Regions from separate parts of the Homo sapiens genome. Here regions 2, 3 and 4 are each linked to region 1. A link is a contact called in ENCODE Hi-C or POLR2A ChIA-PET data. All regions are on one chromosome and are shown on one strand. The core of a region is the stretch at or near the end of the contact, and the rest is flanking DNA. Distances in the headings are between cores, read along the strand shown.

Region 1 (2,919 bases), core at 275-2,774:
TATAACGAGAAACTCTAAAAGGCTCCTGTTTCTGTTTTTCATCAACAGGAAGGAAATTAACGAGGCCAAACAAAACCAAATACAGACCATTATAAAATGATCAGTTCACCTTCCAATGTAAACAGATAGAAAGCCTCTGGGGCAATCAGAACTGTATGATCCCCGCTGAGCATTATCCCAAGTCTAAACAAAGAATAATGGGCATGAGGGAAATACTTGATCTGACCCCCTCACCTCTCCCACCTTCCTTCCTACTACCCCTCAACATAACCTGCTGCTCCTGACAGGCTGCTTTCCTTCTGTTCATTCCAACTCTGCCATGCTGTTCAAGATGTTTACCTCTCTCCATCTACCCTCTACATCCCACTGTACCTTAAGAGATGGCTCAAAAACTACTACTTTAAGAAAATCTTCTCACTCACTGTTTTCCAAACTCTAAAATACTTAGCCCATCTAATTTCATTGTTTTATGTTTTTCTGTAATGATTTCTTATTCCTGAGCATCTTCTTCCAACTACAATGAACTTCCTTTCAAGGCAGGAACTGCGCATCATGCCTAGTAGAAGCTGGGAAACATTTCAGTGATCATTTGCTCAGGTAAATCGGATCAGATGACATCCTTCTGATGAACCCCATGGTCCTTCACAGGAGAAGGTCCAAACCCCCTGGCAGAGCCCATGAAGGAAGCAGGAAATGCTGTGCAAAGAGCGCAGGTTCTGGAGCACAGATTCCTTCTTCCACGCTAGCCACGTGATCGTGGTAAAGTCAAATTCTGAGATTCTAGTTCCTCAACTGCAAAATGGAAGACATTGATGCCTTCTTCACAGAGCTCCTTTTATTTAATGAAACAATATATATGCAGTACCTTGCATGATGGTAACAAAAAATACTAGTTCTCTTCATCTTCCTCATCTCCTTTCCTCTCTTACGATCGTCTCTGAAAGGACCAACCTACAGCTTTGCTTTCTGCTCCCAACCCCAACATTCCTTATGCTGCAAACTTCATCCTGTTCGGCCAGGCCACACATTTTTTTTTCCACCTATGCCACAAAGGTTTTGAACAAACCTGCAGTCTAGCTTCTAAATAGTATATTTTCTCTTGTAAATTTATTACTCATCCTTCTAGTTCCAGGTTAACTATCACCTCCTCTGAGAAGTGTTTTGGTATATTCCAAGGAAAGTGAGTCGCTTTCTTCCAGCTTCCCAGTGCCCTGTGTACATGCTCACGTGACGCAGGTGCCAGAACGTCATAATTATTCACATTGGGAGTTTCTCCTCAATAGTTTTTAAACTCCTCTAACTCTTAAGTACCCCCAATATATACACTACATAATGCTTGATTGGCACTCAAATATTTTCTTAATAAGTAAATTAATGAACTGAATAGACAGGAACCCAGGTAAGGTATTAAAGTGCTTGAAAGTCAAAGATGTGAACTTCAGTTTACCAGTAAATGGAAAAATGGAGCCAGGATCTAAGAGCCTCCTCGGCAATATCCTAGAGATCCACAAGGTGGCACTCTCTCCATGGGAAAGAGCTGTGTGTGCCGCTCCACATTCTCATTTAAGGAGGTGGCCAGTAAATGCAAGCGATCAAGTTGAAGTTGACAAGGGAACTGAAAGAACAAAAAACTACTAAGTCCAAAGAAAACTGATTAAATCAGCAAAGACAATTATTAGAGGGCAAGAAAATAACTGTGAAAATGCTACTTCATTCAGCTGTTAATACAATGTGAAAACTTAAGTGAGGCCCAGTCAGCCAAAAAGGTTGCTCATGGAGGCCAGGCACAGTGGCTCACGCCTGTAATCCCAGCACTTTAGGAGGCAGAGGCAGGTGGATCACCTGAGGTCAGGAGTTTGAGATCTACCTGGCCAACATGGTGAAACCCCGTCTCTACTAAAAATACAAAAATTAGCCAGGCATGGTGGTGGGTGCCTATAGTCCCAACTATTCGGGAGGCTGAGGCAAGAGAATCGCTTGAACCCAGGAGGCGGAGGTTGCAGTGGGCCAAGATCATGCCACTGCACTCCAGCCTGGGCAACAAGAGCAAAACTCCGCCAAAAAAACGAAGAAAGAAAGAAAAGCCAAGGGGGACTGACAAGGAGAGAAAAGAGAGTTGAAAGAAAACAGAGCGGCAGGCGTTGCGGAAGTGGCTGTGGGTAAAGGATGCTGATCCTAGAAGACCATCAGCTCAAAACAAGACTCCCAACAGCCACAAACATGGCCATCTAAGTTTTGGGGGGTTTTCGGGAGTGGAGAAGCAATAAACAGAAACAGAAAGAATGGTGCCCATGCAAAATCTAAGCAAACTGGAACTAGAAGTTAGTGCTTTCCCAGATGATCCTGACAAAATATGAAACAAGGAGGGTGTATGGGGTACAAGAAGAGACTCCTCCCACTCTAGCAGAGCAAGTGCAATATGGCCAAGCCTGAAGCGGCCCAGGGGAGTGAGGAAGCTCCTCTAAATGCTTCACATGGACAGCATTAACAAGGTCATTAAAACAGAGAAGCAAAAAGATGGCGATTGCTTTGTGAGAAAGAATAGGCAAAATGTCCAGAAACAGTGGCTGAGCCGAGCACACGACACAGCTATCTGAGACAGGTTCGGCACAACTGAGAACCACATATAGCATCAAATACCAATTTTGGTGCTATTTTAGAAAGGTCACTTTATACTATCCAGGATGTAATACCGCACAGTATCACATTCAAAAGACAAAGCTGTTGGCATCTGGAGAAAAGGAGACAGGAATCATCATCGAGGGCTATTGATCACATGCCTATAAAACAAGAAAGTGAAATAAAATGAAGACTAACAAAGGTTCCAATAACTACATGGGGACCACAAGGAACTCCAGAGGGCCAGCCACCCATGACCAAAAAATAGAAAAACACCTTTATTTTCCTGTATCTGCGGTC
Region 2 (2,919 bases), core at 276-2,775, 390 kb after region 1:
GCTTCAGATGTAGCTATCAAGTCTGTCCCTGTTCAGCAGAATTACAGGCCGTCTCCTCCTTGTTCTATCTACCCGGCTGGAAAAAGGAGGGTCAGTCCTCACACACTGCTCTACAGAATGTACCCAACTGTCACATGTGGTCTTGCTCCTACTGACAGAGGGGAATGTTCCCCTAAGATAGTTCACAGTAAGACATTAGTTACTGCCTAGAGAGAATAATGCTTAAATAGAAAGAAATGAGAATTTAATAATAGGAGTTTTTGCCATCAAGCAAGGTCCAGTGGGAAAGATATTAGGGGCAGTGACCTCTGCCTCCCTCTCATATCACAGTGTGCAGCCGCTAAACCATCCACCAGTACACCTCCACCCCATTCACATTCCCACGAAGGATCATTTACTTTCTGAATCCAAATCATCTTTGCCCTGAGGCAATATTCTTTTTAGGATGCACACCAGGCATGTTCCTGCCTTAAGATCTCTGTACTTCCTGTTCTCTCTGTTGAAAATGTACTTCCTCAAACACCCGCGTGGCTTGTTCGCTCACATGGGAAAAGATTACCACTGAGCTAGTTTTAACTCCCCTGATTACCCAAGGCCCAGCCTTTATATTTCTCTAACTTCGGGACTCATGGATCACTGACAGATTATCAGAATGTTAGCTGGAAGGGACTTCAGACACTACCTGTCCACTGGTTCCAAGTTGTTTGGCTCATTGTTAGAATTACCCCAGAAGTTTTGTGTGTGTTTGTGTGTGTGTGTGTAATCAACAAAGCTTCACAAGCTCTACCTCTAGGAATTCGGTTCAGTGGATCTGAAGTTGAGGCTCAGGAAACACCATTCCAATCTACCATCATTATTATTATTAATTAATATTATTTAAAAAACAAAAACAGAGAGATGAAATGATGTGCCCAAAGACACTGATTTTAAGGCAGAGAAGACCCTCAGATCATAAAATCAGGGTAGAGAAGATCCCCAAGTCAAAGTCCCTTCCATTTTATCTGGTATTAAGTCTAGGTTCTCATATGCTAGAGCTGAAAATCAGTAAGTGGGAAAATAGCTTAACTAAGTTCCTTTTTCTGCCTTTGGACAGGGTGAGGCATGAAAGTGAAAGGATATGGCATAGTGAGAAAAAAGGATTTTCATTCACATCTGTTCTGTAAAAACCTAAAGTAGTTTTTTTAAAAAACCTTTCTTAAACCCTTAAAGACATAAGGCTGATGGATGGGTGTACACCTGATACCTAAATATCCCCTTGGGAACTCATAAAAGATAAGAATATTCCCAGGAACCTTGGGTGTTTTTATAACCCACAGGGTGGATTCTCTTTGGTGACTTTTGACAGTTATAATCTTAGATGGGTCACAAGTTATTGCTCTCTCCAATTCCCACCAGGGCTTGCTACATCACTGTTCAGCAATTATTTGGCTTTTGTTACTGTAACAATAAAAGGATAAGGCTAAGCCAGAGCCTGACTCACCACAGGAGTCATAACAGGAGAACCAGGGATGTGGGGACCAGTTCAGCCAGCATTCCGCTTCAGCACAGAGCTGAGCAGAACTTGAGGAAAAAAGGCTTCAGAAGCTGCCCAGTCAGTGACTGGCCTGCAGACTCCAGAGCTGGATTAACCTCATCTTCTGCCTGGAACACTGTCATTCTGGACACAGTTAGCTATGGTGATTAATAACAAGTGCTTTACCCTGTTATGTCATCAATGCTTATCCAAATATGACCGAGACAAAAGCTGATGTCAGTTGTTAGCGTCTATGAAAATCTCCTATATTAAGATTGCTGATTTATTCCTAGTAAGTGATGTATCCTCAGAGGGAAAAGACAAATGTTCTTGAACCCTAAATCAGACACAACACTGCATTCCTTGATTCATTCACTCTTATCAGTCTGGAATTATATCTCAAAATCTCTACCCTCAGCCAGCAGAAATAAACTCTTCTAACTAGTCAAAGAAAAATTCTCATGGTACGTAAAAATCAGTAAAAAGGGAAGGAATGCAGGAAGCGCAGAAGAACGTGTGACCACAATACCCAACCCATCAGAGTCACACCCAACCATTTACGACCTCTCTGTGAAGCTTGTCACAAAGCACAAGACCATCAGCTGACTAGGGTTTGTTTTTTCTCTCTACCCACTTCATTCAACCTGTCCAACTGCTACATTTTCTATTAAGTAGCATCAGGGTAGAGTGGTTTTCACACTGTTTCCAGGAGCAGCAGTGAGAAACATTCTTTCCATTCCTACAAACCTGCATTACGCTTACTTTTAATGACCTTTTATTATACTCTTCAGAATTCTTTGGTCTGTTGCCTTAGCATATCTCTCTCTAAATCTGTGACTATTTTTATATTTCCTAGTCAGTAATCCCAACTGCTATAAATAAAGACTGGTCATAAAATCATGGTCAGCTTATCTATGTGAAGCAGCTCACCAGGGAACAATGCACTCAAGTTTCTGTACTTACTTTCTTGTTAAGTAACTACCACAGACAATCTAAGGACTTCCCTTTTTTAATAGAATTATCTCATCTAAAAATGTACATAAAATGGATATACTCATTTAGAATCATCCTGGTGATTCTAAAGCAGTACAGAGAATTTCTTCTGAATTCAAATTTCAAGATATGAAACTGTAAAGCACAATTGACTCTGAAGTGCTCTGTTTCAGTTCCTTTTCAGTGTGTAAGGGGTATACTTTAAAGACATGGCAAGTTTTCTCTTGCCACCAGAGCAACAATGATTCACAAATATGTGTGGCAAGTCCCAGATTTCTCATATAAACAGCCGTAAGAATTTTGTTTGCTAATTTGCCGGGAAAGTTTGAAAAACTCAAAAGTTGTTGGCAGCTTTGCTATAGTCAATATTTTAAGAAAGAGGATTGAAAGCAATTATTTGAGGATGATACCAT
Region 3 (2,919 bases), core at 204-2,703, 380 kb after region 1:
TTCTCCTGTCTCAGCCTCCAAGTAGCTGGGACTTACAGGTGCCCACCATCACGCCCAGCTAATTTTTTTGTATTTTTAGTGGAGATGGGGTTTCACCATGTTGACCAAGATGGTCTTGATCTCTTGACCTCGTGATCTGCCCACCTCAGCCTCTCAAAGTGCTGGATTACAGGCGTGAGCCACCGCGCCCGGCCTACTTGTGTTTTTAATGACACACCTCCTCTACTACTCCTTTAAAGGTAACAGGAAGGAAAATCATGAGGTTGAATTTGTAAGGGATGAAACCAAAACCCTGAAACAGGAGCTACTGTGAATTACATAGCATGTGATGGAAATATGGTCTTCAAAGGTTAAAGACAACAGAGGATGCTCTACTATACATTCCCTAGAGTTTGCCACTAATTTTTATCACAGTGACAAACGTATAAGGATAAACCTTTATTAATATTTACCTCTCCCCAAACATATTACTCCCTACAGAAGCTTCCTGCACCCTCTATGATAAGTTATTTCTATTCTGAGTCTTCTTTGCCTTTTTTTTTTCCTTGTGTAGCTTTTGCTTGGAAAAAAACATGAATGCAATTGCAGCTTATCTAATCTCCAATGTGACAGTCACACTGGTGGTCTAATGCAAATGCCTGCAGTCATGTGCTTGATACAAACTCATGACGTTTTGTGCTTGCCAAGGGAGGCTGGGGCGGTGGGGACTGAAAATGGGAAAAGAACGTAAGGAAAACACAAAATGTGCTGGACCACAACTGTCACTCCAGCAATGATGGCATTCAAAGTGGCACTTGATTATTCCTGAGCACCCAGCACTCCCTCAACACGCTAAAGATAAAGCTGTTACTCAATCTCACTTAAGCCAGAAACACAGCCCCTCAGAGGGCCTAAGTGACACGAGGTGCCACTGCTTCAGACTGCTAGACCCTTTGGCTGGAGTACAATGCTGAACAGTCTATAATTGGAGAAACCACCTGGTGTAGTGAATAGAGCACTGACTGGATTCTTTTGTAGCCTTGGGCAAGCTACAAACCTCCTGAACCTAAGATGCCTTTTTGGTTAGATGAATGCTTCTAAGAAAGCCTATGTTTCCAGATTCCAGCATTATCAGTGCTCTGGTACACTGAAGATTCCAGTTCCTTTTGAAAACTTGTGTTTCTTTTCCCCTCCACCTGCCACCACTATGAGCAGCCCCAGTGATAGCTGCTCAACTAGACCATCCATGTGAGGCCTTCAGAGAAATGGGAAATAATTCAAGAAACTAAGAGGTAAACCATCTCCTGTCCACCAAAGGGTCAAGTGCTGGCTCACCTAAATTTCTGTTACAAATCTAACCTGGAAAGCCTACAGTGAATCACCTGAGAGATTTCTTGGTTTCCCCCTCCCTCCCTTCACCTACCTAACAAGCCCAACAACTACTGTAATGATTAGCCACCTGGCAGAACTCCACTTTAAAACACTGTGGAATCCACCCAGCTAAACTGTGTTTAACCAAACACTTCCTTCCTGCAGAAATGATCCTTATCAAAAGCAGGAAAACAACCCCTTGGCCCTGATGAGACAAAGACTGCGTTATAAACTGTTCATTTACTTAGCTGCACATTCTACAAACTGCCAGTATTTGGTCAGTATGGGTAGCAACTTATTGAACATAAAAAGAATGAATACAAGTGGATTTATTTAATTTGTAGGCATCTGAACAAATACTGAAAAGAGAATGAAAGGTCTAAAGTGAATTTACAAGTACCCTGGTATCATATCCAAAAAAGACCCAGAAAGGATCAGACTCTCCTCACCTTAAACATGTTACTTTACCATTCCCATTCTGGTTCCAAGGGATCAAGAGCTGCTCTATCCTCACTCTACCCATTGCTTGTCGCCCACCCTACACCACCACCACCACCACCACTACCACCCAACTCTCCACAAAAAAAATGGGAAATAAATAAAAGCTCCCCTGGTCAGAAGGGTTTGAGAAACAATCCTTTTTGAAGATAACAATGCAGGTTTGCATATGGAAGTCCTGTAAATAAGCAAAGCTGTTTAATTTTGTTTAACCCAGTGCTACTTATTATTATCCATGAGAAACACTGGACAGAATGATCTTCACACTAACACTTTATCACTTTATGAATTTTAGAGTTCTGCTTTCCCATTACATTTGAGGCACTCACTTGGCATCAAAATCTTACTGGATTGCAACTCACCAGCAAATTTACCTCTAGTACTATTAATAGTACACTGCTTAGCTCCTGCCATGATTACTTGCTAACAGTTTCACTTGTGTTTAGCAGTGAGCATACTCATGCCTGTTGGGGGTAGGGCTTTGATTAAAGGATTCAATGCTTGCTTATGTTTCTTCTGAACCATTAATGGCACTGTATAATATAACTCAAAGAGAAGATGATAGATTAATAAATGATTGATCAGAAGGGTGGTTAAAAGCACAAAAGAAAAGGAGAAAGCAAATCAGCATTTCATACCTGAGCTGTCACCTCCTCAATCTTTTGAACAGCTTTAGAGTCAAACAAGACTTGTCTGCCTCTCCTGTCACAGTCCTGGTAAACTATCAGGCGAATCTCATTCAGGTCAAACTCCGAACATGACCAACTGTGGATTAAAAAGGGCAAAAGAAGTTATGTTATCTGCAGCACATGAGATGATCACAGACAGATAAGCTTCCCAGTCACCATGCCTGTGTGCACATCAAAAGGCCACAAGCATGCAGGGCTAGTGATCCCCTCAGAACTGGGGCACCAGTGAGCCTGGGACAGATAGCCTTGTATGTGGATTCCAAAGGGCCATATGAAAATTGCCAGTTTTCATGATAAGGGCTGAGAAGACTGCTTTAAATAATAAATCACTGGAGAGAAAGCTTCTCCTTCCAAAGCCAATTTGGACACAGATGGCAGTCAG
Region 4 (2,919 bases), core at 145-2,644, 310 kb after region 1:
CTTCATTACACCTTTTACAAAAATTAACTCAAGATGGATTAAAGACTTAAATGTAAGACCTAAAACCATAAAAACCCTAGAAGAAAACCTAGGCAATACCATTCAGGCATAGGCATGGGCAAAGACTTCATGACTAAAACACCAAAAGCAATGGTAACAAAAGCCAAAATTGACAAATGGGATCTAATTAAACTAAAGAGTTTCTTCACAGCAAAATAAACTATCATCAGAGTGAGCAGGCAACTTACAGAATGGGAGAAAATTTTTGCCATCTTCCCATCTGATAAAGGGCTAATATCCAGAATCTACAAAGAACTTAAACAAATTTACAAGAAAAAAACAACCCCATCAAAAAGTGGGTGAAGGATATGAACAGACACTTCTCAAAAGAAGACATTTATGCAGCCAACAAACATATGAAAAAAAGCTCATCATCACTGGTCATCAGAGAAATGCAAATCAAAACCACAATGAGATACCATCTCACACCAGTTAGAACGGCAATCACTAAAAAGTCAGGAAAAAACAAATGCTTGAGAGGATGTGGAGAAATAGGAACACTTTTACACTGTTGATGGGAGTCTAAATTAGTTCAATCACTGTGGAAAACAGTGTGGCGATTCCTCAAGGATCTAGAACTAGAAATACCATCTGACCCAGCCATCCCATTACTGGGTATATACCCAAAGGATTATAAATCATTCTACTATAAAGACACACGCACATGTATGTTTACTGAAGCAGTATTCACAATAGCAAAGACTTGGAACCAACCGAAATGCCCATCAATGATAGACTGGATAAAGAAAATGTGGCACATATACACCATGGAATACTATGCAACCATAAAAAGGATGAGTTCATGTCCTCTGCAGGGACACGGATGAGGCTGGAAACCATCATTCTCATCAAACTAACACAGGAACAGAAAACCAAACACCGCATGTGCTCCCTCATACGTGGGAGTTGAACAATGACAACACACACAGGAAGGGGAACATCACACACCGGGGCCTATTTGGCGGGTGGGGGGCTGGGGGTGGGATAGCATTAGGAGAAGTACCTAATGTAGATGACGGGTTGATGGGTGCAGCAAACCACCATGGCACGTGTATACCTATGTAACAGACCTGCACGTTTTGCACATGTATCCCAGAACTTAAAAGTATAATAATAATAAAAAAAAAACTAATAAGGCAGGATTGAAGTATGAGGCTGGTAGAGAGATATAAACAAAAGCAAAAAAAAAAAACGACAAAGAGACATGTTGCAAGTTAACTGCAAAAGCAAACACCTCATAAGGGGGAAATACTTTGTAAATAAAGTATGTAAGAATAATCTATGACAGGAAATGCCAAGAGCCGAACAACACAGGCGTCACATTCTGGGTGTGAAAGATGAGAAATCTAAGCAAAACACAAAGGCCCCAGTCTCTTAGGAGGCTTAGATAATTTAAACGTCGACATTATAAATATTTTCTTCTCCCAAGTGAGGGGAATCATCATCATGGATAAGCGGGGGCAGTTCCCCAAATGTACAATGTCTTTTTGTTCTCTTTTGAAAAATCAAGCTGACAGTAAAACAGAAGTAAGAATTACTTCCCCTAGAGAAGTTATAGCAAATACCCTCTGGAGGATGATAGGCATTTTTAGTAACATACAAGTCTCCTCTTTGGTGGGCTTATAATAAAGGAAGGAAAGCACTGTCCCCCCACAGACACGCAGGCAGGCTCCTCAAGCCTAGAAGGGCCTTTCCTGCCACCAGGTGGAATGTGCCAACCTACTCCTCCTCCAGGAAGTGAAATGTAAACACAAGCTGCTGCTGCATGTCCCACAGCTTGTGACTTCAGCATCTTATTCAGTTACTAGAAACGGGCAGTGTGGGATTAAATTTTCTTTTCAAGCATAAGATAATCCACAGAGAAGAGCAACAAAGCACGACCAGCCTAAAGTCCTGCGATTGATTGTAGGTGTGAAACCCAGTATCAGATAACGGAACATGCTGTTCATTGGGGAGTTGCAGAGGCACGTATCTGATGGACTCCACATACTTTGATGGGTTACCAGGGCCTGAGGTTTAGGGTGACACAGGCTAAACACGTTAGTGGGTACAATGCTAGGGATACCTATCAAAGGGACAAGTGACGGCACTTCACAGAACTCACCCCAGTACGACACCTAATTCTTTCACATGGACTCGTGTGTGTCCCCGGAGATATTCAGATAGCATTTTACTTTTAAGGTACATCTCCTGTAGTCTATCTTCAAGATGCATGATGCACTGCAAAGCCAAGAACATTCACAATGAGGGCTAGAAGTCAAATCTCTGCCAATATTTTAAGAGTCAGAATTTTCTTAATTCATTTCTAACTACACAGCTTTTATCTCATCAGTTTCAAATACACTTAAAAAATCACAAGCCATCTCAAACCCTACCACTACCAGGTATAAGAATAGGTTCTTGTAAAACAAAGTTTACTTTTGCTAACTATTAAGATTTACATATGTATTATTCTAGTCTTTTTAAACAAGTATTTTTTTCATAGTTGAAATCATTCCAAAAGTGTTTCTTGCCTTTAAAAAACTTTATAATAATCCTTTCCCATATTAAGAACTTCTTGATATAATTTTTATAGCTAAACAATATTGAGAATGTGAATTTACACGTAACCACATAGCAAATTGCATTTTTGTTATAAATAATTTAGTAAACAGTATGGTTTTTGTTTTTTTCCCCCAATAGCTCAGATTATTCTGGCCCAGTACATTTCCAGAGGAGACTGACGGGAACAGGTCATTTTGAACCTCCCCCACAACTTTTTTTTCTTTTGCTTTCAAGAATGTATTTTAACTAGGTCTTTAATAACAATAAAGAAAAGGCAATTATTTTCAGGACATCTTTACCCTTGGAATAGTGTTC

The links. A loop is a pair of places that touch in the nucleus more often than their neighbours do. ChIA-PET counts read pairs that join two places held with the same protein, here RNA polymerase II (POLR2A). Pooled maps may share reads with other maps.
Region 2: a map with no recorded cell type shows a loop between it and region 1 (3-fold over the local background). The contact joins two enhancer-like sites. A Hi-C loop is called at or near these places in 2 of 37 single-sample maps with no recorded cell type and 8 of 50 pooled maps. POLR2A ChIA-PET finds 5 or more read pairs at or near these places in 2 of 52 experiments (both activated T-cell).
Region 3: a loop to region 1 is called in a pooled map, with 2.6 times the contacts of the local background. The contact joins two enhancer-like sites. A Hi-C loop is called at or near these places in 1 of 37 single-sample maps with no recorded cell type and 6 of 50 pooled maps. POLR2A ChIA-PET finds 5 or more read pairs at or near these places in 2 of 52 experiments (both activated T-cell).
Region 4: a loop to region 1 is called in a pooled map, with 2.3 times the contacts of the local background. The contact joins two enhancer-like sites. A Hi-C loop is called at or near these places in 4 of 50 pooled maps. POLR2A ChIA-PET finds 5 or more read pairs at or near these places in 3 of 52 experiments (Panc1, activated naive CD4-positive, alpha-beta T cell and common myeloid progenitor, CD34-positive).

Annotation. Positions count from the first base shown.
Region 1 is chr4:159,201,761-159,204,679 of GRCh38, reverse strand. All of the region lies in intron 3 of RAPGEF2 (Rap guanine nucleotide exchange factor 2), which reads right to left. Among named protein-coding and RNA genes, the nearest start is that of MIR3688-1, 74 kb to the right of the region's middle. Within about 2 kb of position 1,524, at least 3 of the 41 ENCODE cell types and tissues checked have a DNase peak (open chromatin) inside an H3K27ac peak, as active enhancers do.
Region 2 is chr4:158,809,502-158,812,420 of GRCh38, reverse strand. All of the region lies in intron 1 of FNIP2 (folliculin interacting protein 2), which reads right to left. Among named protein-coding and RNA genes, the nearest start is that of FNIP2, 42 kb to the right of the region's middle. RefSeq lists a silencer at 1,270-1,564. Within about 2 kb of position 1,525, at least 30 of the 41 ENCODE cell types and tissues checked have a DNase peak (open chromatin) inside an H3K27ac peak, as active enhancers do.
Region 3 is chr4:158,825,610-158,828,528 of GRCh38, reverse strand. It overlaps FNIP2 (folliculin interacting protein 2), which reads right to left. Exons shown (of 17, transcript NM_020840.3): 2 at 2,487-2,613. Among named protein-coding and RNA genes, the nearest start is that of FNIP2, 58 kb to the right of the region's middle. Within about 2 kb of position 1,453, at least 10 of the 41 ENCODE cell types and tissues checked have a DNase peak (open chromatin) inside an H3K27ac peak, as active enhancers do.
Region 4 is chr4:158,895,111-158,898,029 of GRCh38, reverse strand. FNIP2 (folliculin interacting protein 2) reads right to left here. Exons shown (of 17, transcript NM_020840.3): 16 at 2,165-2,280. All of the region lies in intron 4 of SPMIP2 (sperm microtubule inner protein 2), which reads left to right. Among named protein-coding and RNA genes, the nearest start is that of FNIP2, 130 kb to the right of the region's middle. RefSeq lists a silencer at 1,239-1,533. Within about 2 kb of position 1,394, at least 4 of the 41 ENCODE cell types and tissues checked have a DNase peak (open chromatin) inside an H3K27ac peak, as active enhancers do.